Linked DNA regions of Mus musculus: regions 2 and 3 are each linked to region 1. The links are chromatin contacts, found by Hi-C or POLR2A ChIA-PET in ENCODE. All regions are on one chromosome and are shown on one strand. Each heading gives the region's core, a stretch centred on a gene start or an enhancer-like site at or near the end of the contact. The rest is flanking DNA. Distances are from core to core; before and after follow the strand shown. Region 1 holds the start of Sox9 (SRY (sex determining region Y)-box 9). Region 2 overlaps 2610035D17Rik (RIKEN cDNA 2610035D17 gene). Region 3 overlaps 2610035D17Rik (RIKEN cDNA 2610035D17 gene).

Evidence for each region. Hi-C counts contacts between places; a loop is a spot of excess contacts on that map. ChIA-PET counts read pairs that join two places held with the same protein, here RNA polymerase II (POLR2A).
Region 2: a loop to region 1 is called in a map of left cerebral cortex, with 4 times the contacts of the local background. The contact joins the enhancer-like site here to the promoter of Sox9 in region 1. A Hi-C loop is called at or near these places in 4 of 37 maps with a recorded cell type or tissue (Patski and left cerebral cortex). POLR2A ChIA-PET finds 5 or more read pairs at or near these places in 2 of 5 experiments (Patski and embryonic stem cell).
Region 3: a loop to region 1 is called in a map of left cerebral cortex, with 4 times the contacts of the local background. The contact joins the enhancer-like site here to the promoter of Sox9 in region 1. A Hi-C loop is called at or near these places in 1 of 37 maps with a recorded cell type or tissue (left cerebral cortex). POLR2A ChIA-PET finds 5 or more read pairs at or near these places in 1 of 5 experiments (Patski).

What each region holds. Positions count from the first base shown.
Region 1 is chr11:112,780,441-112,784,151 of GRCm38, reverse strand. It overlaps Sox9 (SRY (sex determining region Y)-box 9), which reads right to left and starts at 1,942. Exons shown (of 3, transcript NM_011448.4): 1 at 1,137-1,942; 2 at 90-343. The coding sequence starts at 1,567. RefSeq lists a promoter at 1,613-2,120, a cis regulatory region at 2,322-2,336 and an enhancer at 3,113-3,711.
Region 2 is chr11:113,142,809-113,146,519 of GRCm38, reverse strand. The region is part of intron 1 of 2610035D17Rik (RIKEN cDNA 2610035D17 gene); the gene reads left to right. The region is part of intron 1 of LOC115487747 (a long non-coding RNA gene); the gene reads left to right. Among named protein-coding and RNA genes, the nearest start is that of Gm39467, 10 kb to the right of the region's middle. Within about 2 kb of position 2,075, at least 3 of the 3 ENCODE cell types and tissues checked have a DNase peak (open chromatin) inside an H3K27ac peak, as active enhancers do; they include left cerebral cortex, where a contact is called at or near this core.
Region 3 is chr11:113,085,424-113,089,134 of GRCm38, reverse strand. The region is part of intron 1 of 2610035D17Rik (RIKEN cDNA 2610035D17 gene); the gene reads left to right. Among named protein-coding and RNA genes, the nearest start is that of Gm39467, 47 kb to the left of the region's middle. Within about 2 kb of position 1,957, at least 1 of the 3 ENCODE cell types and tissues checked has a DNase peak (open chromatin) inside an H3K27ac peak, as active enhancers do; it is left cerebral cortex, where a contact is called at or near this core.

The DNA.
Region 1 (3,711 bases), core at 693-3,192:
GGAATGCAAAGTCAGATACTTCTGGGGAGGGGGGCACCTTAAGAGTGTGCCAGGAGGACCCCCTAGGGGACCACTCGCGCCTTGCTCACCAGAGTGCTCGCCCGGGGAGTGCACCTCACTCATGCCGGAGGAGGAATGTGGGGAGTCGGCTTGCAGCGCCTTGAAGATAGCATTAGGAGAGATGTGAGTCTGTTCCGTGGCCTCTTCGGCCTCCGCTTGTCCGTTCTTCACCGACTTCCTCCGCCGGGGCTGGTACTTGTAATCGGGGTGGTCTTTCTTGTGCTGCACGCGCAGCCGCTCCGCCTCCTCCACGAAGGGTCTCTTCTCGCTCTCGTTCAGCAGCCTGGGGGGGGGGGGCAGAAGAAAAGAGGGAGGGGGTCAATGAAACCCCGGGAGCTGTCAGGTCCCCACCCCTCCTTCGCGCACTACCCCCTCCCTCCAGTCTGCTTTCCATCCCTCTCTGAGACTCAGAACTTTTTTTTTCCTTTCTTTTTCTTTTTAAAAAAGTGCTCAGAGTCGACCTGAGCGGTCACTCTTCGCCCCGCCCCCTCCCCTGGCCTCCTATTTTGGAAACCCTGAAGATGGAAATAGCTCCCTGCTGAGGCTGCTCTAAACGCCTTTGCTACCGGAGCGGTCCACCCCTCCCAACACGCAGTAAAAACTTTCCGAAAACCCATTTAAATTGCAAGAAGCTCGCTCTGTTGATCCATGCCCCTGCCGGTTCTCAGTAGCTTTGCCCAATTCTTGCCTGGGTCTCCTCTAGTCTCAGTTACACTTTCCCTTCACTCCATCTCCCCAGGAATGAGCGCAGTTGGCCTAAGGAAGGTGGGCTTGCTTCCTCTAATTGTTCCTTTCCAGAGGGACCAGGCTGGCACACCCCCTCACTCCTTTCTACCTTCCTAAAAGCAGTCATATTCACGCCCCCATTCCCCCCCCCCCCGCCATAACCAAGAGCAATCCCAAGAACTTTCTCAAAATCTGAGCCACTCCCTCCCCCCGCCCCCGGCCGCCCTGCATCCTGGACCAAAGACCCCAGGATGCACAACTCCGCGGCTCAGGGAGGCGGGGCGGGGTCGGTGAGTGCAGCCCGCGTCCCCCCTAGCCACCGAGCCCTCCCTGGCGGCCCGCGCGCTCACCTCCAGAGCTTGCCCAGAGTCTTGCTGAGCTCCGCGTTGTGCAGATGCGGGTACTGGTCTGCCAGCTTCCTGCGCGCAGCCTGCGCCCACACCATGAAGGCGTTCATGGGTCGCTTGACGTGTGGCTTGTTCTTGCTGGAGCCGTTGACGCGCACGGGCATGGGCACCAGCGTCCAGTCGTAGCCCTTCAGCACCTGGCTGACCGCCTCGCGGATGCACACGGGGAACTTATCTTCCTCGCTCTCCTTCTTCAGATCCGGCTCGCCCTTGGGGAAGGTGTTCTCCTGGGGCCGGGTGTTCTCCGTGTCCGAGCCGGAGCCCGAGGGACAGGGCGAACCAGCCGAGTCCTCCGACATGGTGGGGCTGGGGGCGCCAGACAGGCCCTTCTCCTGCTCGTCGGTCATCTTCATGAAGGGGTCCAGGAGATTCATACGCGAGCCCGGGGCAGGGGGCGGGTGGCCGGGAAAGGCGAGAAGCCGCGGCGGCTGGGGCTCCTCTTCCCTCAGCTGCCCGGACGCGGACGCCGAGCGAACGGCTCCCGGGGAGGTTGGCGCGTCACCGGGCTGCGGCGGCGGGCACTTAGCAGAGGCGCTGGGTGGCGGGTCTCAGCTGCCGGCTCTAAACCCGGGGAAGGCGAGTCGGAGCGGAGGAGGAGGGAGGGAAAACAGAGAACGAAACCGGGGCCACTTGCACCTCGTCTCTCTTGCAAAGAAAAGTTCCTGGACTGAAACTGGTAAAGTTGTCGCTCCCACAGAAGTTTCCAGGCAGTTCCGAGCAGCGCTCTCGGCTCTCCGACTTCCAGCTCAGGGTCTCTAATAAATACTCCTCCTTCACGTTAGATACCTCGGGCCAATCACGGCTAGCTCTTGAGTCATCAGTGTTGGCAAGTCGCTGATTGGACCGGATTTTGGAAGGGGGGCTGGGGAGGATTGTGGCTCCGGGTTGGGTGACGAGACAGGAGGGGAGGAGAAGGGAGGGGAGCTCAGCCAGAGGGTGGATGGTGGGGTGAGGGGACTTGGAGGGGGGCGCGGGGCAAGCGGGGGACCCGGGACGTCCGAGTGTGTAAGTTTGCTCTCTACTCTCGGAATGTCACAGTTTTGGAACGGTCTCCGTGTGAACCGATGTGTGTGTGTGTGTGTGTGTGTGTGTGTGTGTGTGTATGTGTGTGTGTGTGTGTGTGTGTGCGCGTGCACGCGAGCGTGTCTAGACTAGGACCCTCCACAACCCCCCACCCCCACTTTTCGATGCTGTCTCCGTGGTACCCGGGACTTCGCTGGCGTTTACAGCAATGGAAATTGCAACAGCTGCTCGTCAAAGCGGAGCTGGGCTTCTGCGCCTGGAGTCTGCCGGCTTCCAAAAAAAGTGCTTAGAAATGGTCTTTTGGAAGCAAATGTTTGGGTGACTCAACGCCCGCTGTTCTCTGTAATAATCCATATAAATAGATTAACGCGCTCTGGTTCAACGAAGCTGGTGTGGTGACTGGAGCTTCTGCTGCGCTCCCGCAGTGGGGAATCAATGAAAACCAAAGCCGAGCACCAGGCAAAGGCTGGCGGCAGGGACCGCGCAGTCCCCGGCTCTTGCGGCCGGTCCCGTGGGCCACGCCGACCTTGAACTGACAAGTCCTTTCCCGGCCCCTCCAGTACTCTGACGCCCCTCGTAGTCAGGATTATTACTTTAGAGTTCTGCTTCTTGCCTCCTGACTGAGTCACAAACACCGTCAGGCTCGCCACTGGAGTTTGCAAAACTACTCCGGGGTTGAGGGCGAAGTTTGCAAAGGTGGCAGGGCCGGGCGGTGAGGCCGAGAAGGCCCTTGACTTGGACTGGAGACTCCAGACAAAACGGGCCACTTTGGCGGAGCCCTGTGGCTCCCTTGCTTGGGCCTTCCTTTTACCAGATACCTAAGAGGGCGAAGCTCTAGGCGTCTGGACTTTAGTTGCGTCCTCTTAGACCTGCACACAGGTGGGCGTTCTGGGGGAGGCCACTTAGGTGTCCGTTGCACTTTAAGAGTGCTTGGAGCCGAAGCTGCGTGTTTACTCAAACTCTTAGAGCAAGGTTGGCTAAGGGAGGAATTATCTTTTCTGGAACGAATAAAAATCTTAGTTGCCACCGGGCGACATGCCCTCGGAACCACAAACAAACTCACAACGGTGTAAAAAAAAAAAAAAGATAAACAATTTCATTTAAACATCCCCTTTCTGATTCTTGCAAAGCTTCGCTTTGAACTTACTAAATTATTGATAAAGCGAATCGGCCTGTATCATATCAAAGACAGGTTCCTCCCCTCTAATTTGCTAAGTGTGGACACTTAGACATAAACGAATCTTTTCTTTGGGATGCTTTTGAAAAGCTCGTTTTCCTCTCGTTTTCTTCCGAAGTGGGCATTTGTTATTTGGGGAAAGGAACTCGTGATAGCAGCAAGCTACAACTCTGTTCAGTCGAAGTTTCTTTTCAAACGAATGTTCCTAGCATTGCATGTCTCTACTACCCTGTAGCCTGTTTACGAGTTTAAGAGATTTACAAACAATAGCCATATATTCGTAGCTCCGATTATTCTCACAACGTGTAGGAAAATATA
Region 2 (3,711 bases), core at 826-3,325, 360 kb before region 1:
AAAGTTCATAGGACTTCAGCGTGTCTTTAAATTAGATGCACATTTGTAGTTTTCAGGACTCAGATCTGGGACAAAGAGGAAGTCTTGCTTCTACCCAAAACAGCAACTAAGTGGCCCTGTTTCTTCTTTCTTTTTTTTCTCATTTTTCTTTTGCCATCCTGTCTTTGGACTTTGTCCCAATCCACAGCCATTTTACATTCTCTCGTGTTTCAGTTTCACCAAGCTGACCTTGCAGGGCCATGGCCACAGGTGTATTAATCTTGGGTGACATGCAATGGGTTCCAGAAAGTAGAAAAGGATTCATAGGTCCCCCTGAGCCTCTTGCCCCTTTGTATGTTGGCAGAAAGCTAACTTTATGGACTCAAGTATGGTTCTGAGAAGTTGATTATTATGTTTATGCTGTTTATTGTTATATATTTATAATCTGATTAATCACGGTTGTTTATTTATCCTATGAGCTCACACTAAAGGCTGGGGAGACTTTGGTGGTCTTATGATGTCAGGTCCCATCTTGGCTCTCATGTGATTACGGAGTTGTGTAACCTCTTTGTTCATTTGGTTTCATGCCTGGGGATCATTGGCCCTTGGCCTGTGTGTCTTGTGGTGTAAAGGGAGGGGGTGGGCTGCCCTCTGGGTGGGGCCCACTGCCCAGCTGTGGCGCCCATTCTTGGCCAGTGTTCAGTGGCCTTTTGGTCAAGCATCTTCCTGGGGAAGGACCCAGAGGAGGTCAGTTATTGCCTTGCTTGGCTCTTTGAACTCACGTTTTGTATCCTAAAGGAGGGAGCTTTCATTTTTTTCTCAAATTTAAAAAAATAAGTGTCACATACTCAAAACAAAACGCTGTCCATTTCTTTCATAGCATCTCTGTGCCATTGTGAGTATAGATGTGTGTAGTTTTCATCAGAAAAGGGGATGCTGTGCACTTTATTTTCGAGTCAGAATTGGTGCTGTGTGGTGTATATACAGTAATAACCATCCTCAGTTGGTGTTTAGTGCAGTTTGACTTTTAGGGCAGGCTTTTCTGTCTAAGGTCCTCCTGAGAAGCAGGCTTGGAACACTGTGACTCTGAGTTCACAGCTGACTCCAGCCCAAACCTCTGATCACTGCCATTATTACAACCCTGGGACTCTTAAAGCAGCCACTGCCAGCACTGTGCTCAGGGGCTTCAGCACATGGGATGTCAACAGGTCTTGAACTGCAGCCGTTTCAAGCAAAATGAGAAGTAGCCTTGGTGACAGACACAGGTGAAGGACCCCTTTGCTTTCTGCTTTGGGGAAACTGAAGGAACACTGTTAGATCTTTGCCTGTGCATTTTAAGGGTGGTCATAGCTACAAGAGAGGCAAAAGGAGATCTAACATGCTTGCTCTTCCTTCCCAGAGCATATTCTTACAAGACCCTTGTGTGAACTGCACCGGGAAACAAGAAGGCGAATAAGTGGGCAGGGTCCTGAAGTGAGCTACCTGGCCTCAGCTCTGCTCAAATCTAGGTCCCCTCCCTCCTTCCTTCCCTCCCTCCATTTCCTCTCTTCTTCCCCTCCTTCTCTCTCCCTCCTCTCTCTCTCCCCTTCCTCTCTCCCTCTCTTTCTCTTCCCTCCTTCCTTCTCTCTCTCTCTCTCTTTCCCCCTCCCTCCTTCAGCCCTCTCTCCCTGTTTTTTTGTGTCATTCTCCCATTACCTGGGGTTGAATGTAGGGCTCACCATATGCCAGACAACCTCTCCTCACTTAGCTACTGCCCAGTTTCCATTTTCAGTCCCTGGGACAGGGTCACACTAAGTTCCCAGGTTGGCCTTGAATTCACTCCAGCCCAGAGAGACCTTGATCTTTTGATCTCTGTGCTACAGCGTCCTGAGCGTCCAGGACCCTTGGCCTGCACCACCAGTCCTGGTCTTACTCTCTAATTCTTGGGGTCACTGTGAGCCCTGGGCAAAGACTGTACCTTCTTTTCCAATCTCCAGGAGTCTCCCCTCAGGCTTTGGTGTAGGGAGTCCGGGCAGAGAGCTCTTCAGCGCCTTCCGGCTCACTGACTCCGTGATAAGGTTCCGATGGATGGATTGCATGTCAGGTTGCTTGGAAACAGGATGGAAACTGGCCAGGCAGCCCTCAAAGCCGTATTCCTGAGCTCCCAGGACCAGCAGCACATTTGAATGAGTCTGATAAAGCCCCTTTGCTGCCCCTCCTCCCCATCCAAAGAGGACATGAGCAGAGACGGGGCCTCCGCACAGATAAGCTTCGTGAAGGGAGATGGAAACATGCTTGGTTTTCTTTCTTTTTTCTTTTTTGTTTTTGTTTTCTGTCAGTTGTCTGATTTCTCTGCTGGAACAATTGTCTTGCCTTCAAGCCCCCAAGAGAGTGAAGCCAGCCTTAGTCCACCTTGGGGATAGAGGCTGGACAGAATATGCCTGCCCATCGAACACAGCAGGGGTCAGGGGGAACTTTAGAAGGCCCAAGAACAGCTTTGTCTCCTCGCAGCGGCTTGTGGGCTCATGGCCATATCCTGGCTGAGCGATTGTGTGTCCAGCTCACTGGGCCAGGGCTGAATCACCACGAATCCCCCACAGTGCTGGCAGTGGCTGCTTAAAGAGACCCAGGACTGTAATAATGGCAGTGCTCAGAGGTTCTGGCTGGAGTCAGCTGGAAGAAGTCTATCAGAGTCTCCTGAGAGATGAGGAAAGCCCAGGTCTGGCTGCTGGGGAAGAGATGAGTGGGGGGTCTCTAGACTGTGCTAAGAGACATTCTGAGCCTCAACAACTTAACATCTTAACGTCCAGAAGTTCCTTCTGCTAACACAAGCTAGCTGTTATCGAGGTTTTTCAGTTAGCTAATTCCTGAAATGTGTGTCTCTTTGGTGACCCATTTTGTAGCCGAGAAAGAGGCTTAACTTATCCAGAGTCAAGGGCAGATCAAGAGTTTCTTTGGCAGGGTCCAGCTCCATCATGGCTGTCTTGAGTTTGTTGGCTACCTTATACTGCAGATTGCCAACAGTTGGAAAGAGCATCCCAATTTGGACTTCTATATTTATTATGTTTGCTTAGTCAACATCGGTCCCCACCACTATGCTGGGGAGGTGACTGGGTTTAGTCCACATTGTGTCCCCAATGTCTGGTTGACAGCAGGCTCTTGGGCTATTGAGTGAATGACACCTGCCCACACTATGGCTAACCTTTATGGCATCTGGACTATGTCCACACGAAGGAAACTGTGAACATAGGCACCCAAATTCAGCCCCTTCTGGAGAAGACTGGCGTAGGAGCTGAACACCTCACAGCTCCCAACAGCTCATACCGTCTGTCATCTGCCCTGGGATGGCCTGGGTGGTGAGGGCAGGCTGCTTCCAGAATCATCTGGCATAGAAGCTCTCCCACCCTCCTCCACTCTGCTTACAACCCAGAAAGTAAATCACCCTACTTATCCTCTGAGAGGGGCAGGGAAGACTTGAAAGATTGGCAGTCACCCACAGTGCTCCCTCTGCCCGACTCTTTCAGCACTCTTAGATTCTTGTGCTACTTCACTGGGTTTGCCTACCCTTGCATTTATCTCTGGAAGGGTCTCATATTTCACAGTGGATCCTTCCCTTCTCTTCTCTACTCTACAGGAAATATGGGAGGTGCCTAGCTCTCTCTCTGTGCAGCAGGAGAACCTGAGAGGAGGGGAGGGGATAGCTCTTCTTCCTAGAAGCCATGGTTCCTGTGCCTAGCCACATATACTTCTTCA
Region 3 (3,711 bases), core at 708-3,207, 300 kb before region 1:
ATGTAGCCCTGGCTAGCCTGGTACTTGCTGTGTAGCCCAAGATGGCCTCGACCTCATGACAACCCTCCTGCCTCAGTCTCCTGCCTGCTGCCACCACACCCAGCTGAGGAGGTGTATTTTTAGCTGAACTCCTGTTGAATGACGTGTGCTAATCGGCCTATCACTTCTGCAGGTGTTCCTATCTCCATCTATCAGATCAGAGGTGCTAATTTGGTTCATCTGGGTACGCTGTGGTCTTGTTTTGCCATGATACAACACATGTGTGCTTTCTCCTTCGAGACTTAGGAACCATCTGTGACTTGACAGGCAATGCTCCGTCTCCGTCTTTCCTCTTGGATTTAGCGTCCATGAGTTGTGTGTTCTGGTTTGATCTTCACCAGGGTTGCTGCGAGTGCTTTGCTAACCCAGTGATTCTTTTCATCTTCCTGTTGAGAGTTTACTGTCAGCGGAAAACCTGTCCTCTGGACCTATATGTTGATTTTTAGAGATGCTCAGGTGAATTCCTTCTTGTTTGATACTTTATTATTATTATTATTATTATTTATTGTCATCACTGTCTTCATTATTTGATGCTCAAATTGGCTCAGATCTAACCCAATTTCTGTACATGCACACACACACACACACACACACACACACACACACACACACACACACACAATTTCAGGTACCTCGCCAAGATTCCAGACCTCCTTAGAACACAGGCTATTGTGACCCTCACATGACAATGACTTAGTTGTGATATAAAGAGGGCAAGACGTGCCTTTGGATGCTTTCTCAGGCTACTTCCAGCTGTTGATAATTCACACCTATAATGCAAAGATCGGAGGCACATCTATCAAGTTGTAGTGGGGTTAGGAACTATGAAGTGTCACAGAACTCATTGTCCTGTTGCTGTGTACACGGAAATCTGAGAGTGTCAATCATGGACGCTAATTCTTCTATATGTGAGCCTCTTTTTGACGCAAAGCCATGCTAAGGCTCAGTGTCCATTTCACATTCACACAAGAACTACTGTTTTATAGGAATTATAAATATAGATGCCCACAGGGTCTGAGAGACAGCCCAAGCCAGTGAAGGTGGCTCACACTCAGACACGGGCAGACTGCATTTCTCCAGAGAATTCCGGGCCTCCCTCAGACAGGCAGTTGCTTTGCTGGTGCACAGCTTGGAGACTGTCAGATTTCCCCATTTTACAGATTTTTATGTCAAGTTTAAAATCAATCCTTATACCTCACCACCTGATTCTAAAAAACATCAGAACAAACCTCAGAGCCATGAGCTAATCCAGTTATCTGTGTGCCTTACAACCCCCTGTAATCCAGTTATCTGTGTGCCTTACAACCCCGTGTAATCCAGTTATCTGTGTGCCTGACAACCCCCTGTTTATCAAGGTAGGGTTAGAGACTGGAAGGACATCTTCTTGTGAATCTTCCTGGATGATATTGTGGATTTTTTTTGGATTTGTTTTGTTTTGCCTTTTCCCCCCCTCCCATAGCCTTCACATTCCCCTTGATGTTCCATTCAGAATACAAAAGTCTATTCTTTAAAACACAAAGTATTTTCTCCCCATACACAGCTGAAGTTCCTAGTCCGGCCCCCCAGCCCCTGCCGTGGGCAGCAGTCCTGATCTGGCCTTCGGTCTGAGCAAGACTGATAAAGGCTCCACTCTTTTTTTGTCCCCTAGTGCCCAGCCCTTGCTGGAAACTCAGTCCTAAGATCACGTGAGGTTAGTTGGGGTTTCACTGACTTGCAACCAGGAAACCCCTGGTCTGTGAATTCTTTTGTGTTATTTTATTGCTTTGCCAAGCAAACACACTTCAAGAAGACACAAGGTGTTCCACAGCAGTCCAGTGCTATGCCTAGTGCAAGCATGCTTTCTCAATCCCTGCCTGCCTTCCTTCTAAGGAGGGATCACGAGAAATGCCAGCTTCTAACGCGCTGCATATTTTTCTCAGCTGCCGGACTTTCCCTGCGCCTCTGCCTCCCGTTCTGAACAGCGAAGCTAGACTTCGGATTTGGAAGCCCCACACATCTTTTGACCTATTAAATCAAATAAAAGCTACCGGTTCCTGTTTAGAATAGACTATCAGTTTTCCCTTGGCTCTTTGCTTTCCTTTCTTAACAGCTCTCGGTCTCTTCTTTCTATATAAATAGACCCAGAAGTATAGGCTCCTGATAGGCTGGTTCCAATTCTTTCTGCTCTGTGACAGGATCTTTTGGAGTATACAAGTCAAAAGCCACTTACCTGGCCAGAAGATACCTGGTTATGAATGGTGTCTAAATTTCTGCCCTAGGCATTTTTTTTTTACATTTTATTTTTATTTATTTATTCTTTCATTTTTTTTCCAGGTCAGGATAACATTTAACTAGTTCCAAATAATTACATTTCAAAATAGTCTGTGAGCTTTTGGGCTACGAGCTATCCTGAAGGCAAAACATATTGGCATATTCATGTCTAAATTCAAGTTTCTGTTTGTTTTATCTTATTTTGCTCCTTTTAGATATATCATTAAAAGGACATTTATTTCCTAGTTTAAGTCCCAAATCAAGTTAAGCATCCTTATAAAAATAGGAAATAATTAATCTGGAAGATATCCAGCTATTAATATACAACATAGTCTAATATTATTCCCTTAGAACGTCTGTCGCTCATTCCTATAACATTAGCCCATTTGAGCACTAGGTACTTCTGAGTTTGGGGTTTTTGTTCGTTTGCTTGCTTGCTTGTTTGTTTTGTGTCTGTTTTGTTTTGGTGCCGAGGGTGGACACTAGAATCTTACATTCAGCTACCCCCCTCCTCCAGCCCATCTGCTATTATTCCAGGGCAACTTTTTCCCATGTTAAATAGCAAACTCTATTTATGAAAACTATCTCCTCGTATGTCCTTGCCAAGGGCTGACGAGTCTCCCTCTGTCCTGGTTTTGCAGACTCAGCCTCCCGGAGCACAGACCTGCACAGTTGCTCACACTCTGGCTGTTTACCTTCATTTCCAACCCACATCTGGAGGCCAAAATTTAGAAATTTATTTCCAAGCCTTACAAAAAGTTTACTGAGTCCGTACGTTAAGGGGAGGGAGGGGAAAGTGAGCCCCTGCAACTTGTCCTGTATAAAATGGATGGGGAGTCCAGTGGGCAGACCGTAAACCCCAGCCTTGTTTATTAACATCTGTGGCCTGCCTGCGGACGGCGAAGGCGTGCGCGGACTGTGTTTGTCTTGGAGGTTGAGGCCAGTGAGTTCCATGGAGTGTTCTCTCTATATATATACAGCCAAGCTTCTTTTTTAACCCACCAGAGGCCAAGGGAGGGAGACAAAGGCTGTTCAGAAGTGGAGGACCCTACTTCTCATGAGGGAGGGCAGGGATGGGTATCCCACCCTGTTTACAGTTGGAGCGGTACAAGTGGGTGGGCCAATTCGTGTGACGTACTTGAGGCTTAAAAAGTGGTCATAAATCTGATGTCTGTCAAACAGGGCTGGCACTTTCTTTTCCTTTTACAACTAGGTTTTGTGTGACTAAAATTTTATGTTAATTTTTTTTCCAATAAAAAGTTCTCACCAGTAGGGTGGGACCCTCCTCTCAGTGCATACTCTAGAGTGTTTGGGAGAGGCTGTGGTCTCTCTTCTCTACTGGAGAAAGGGACCCTTCCTCATTGTTATGCAGTTTTTGATTTACTTATCGAGGACAGGGTCAGCCCACCAGAATGGATGGAT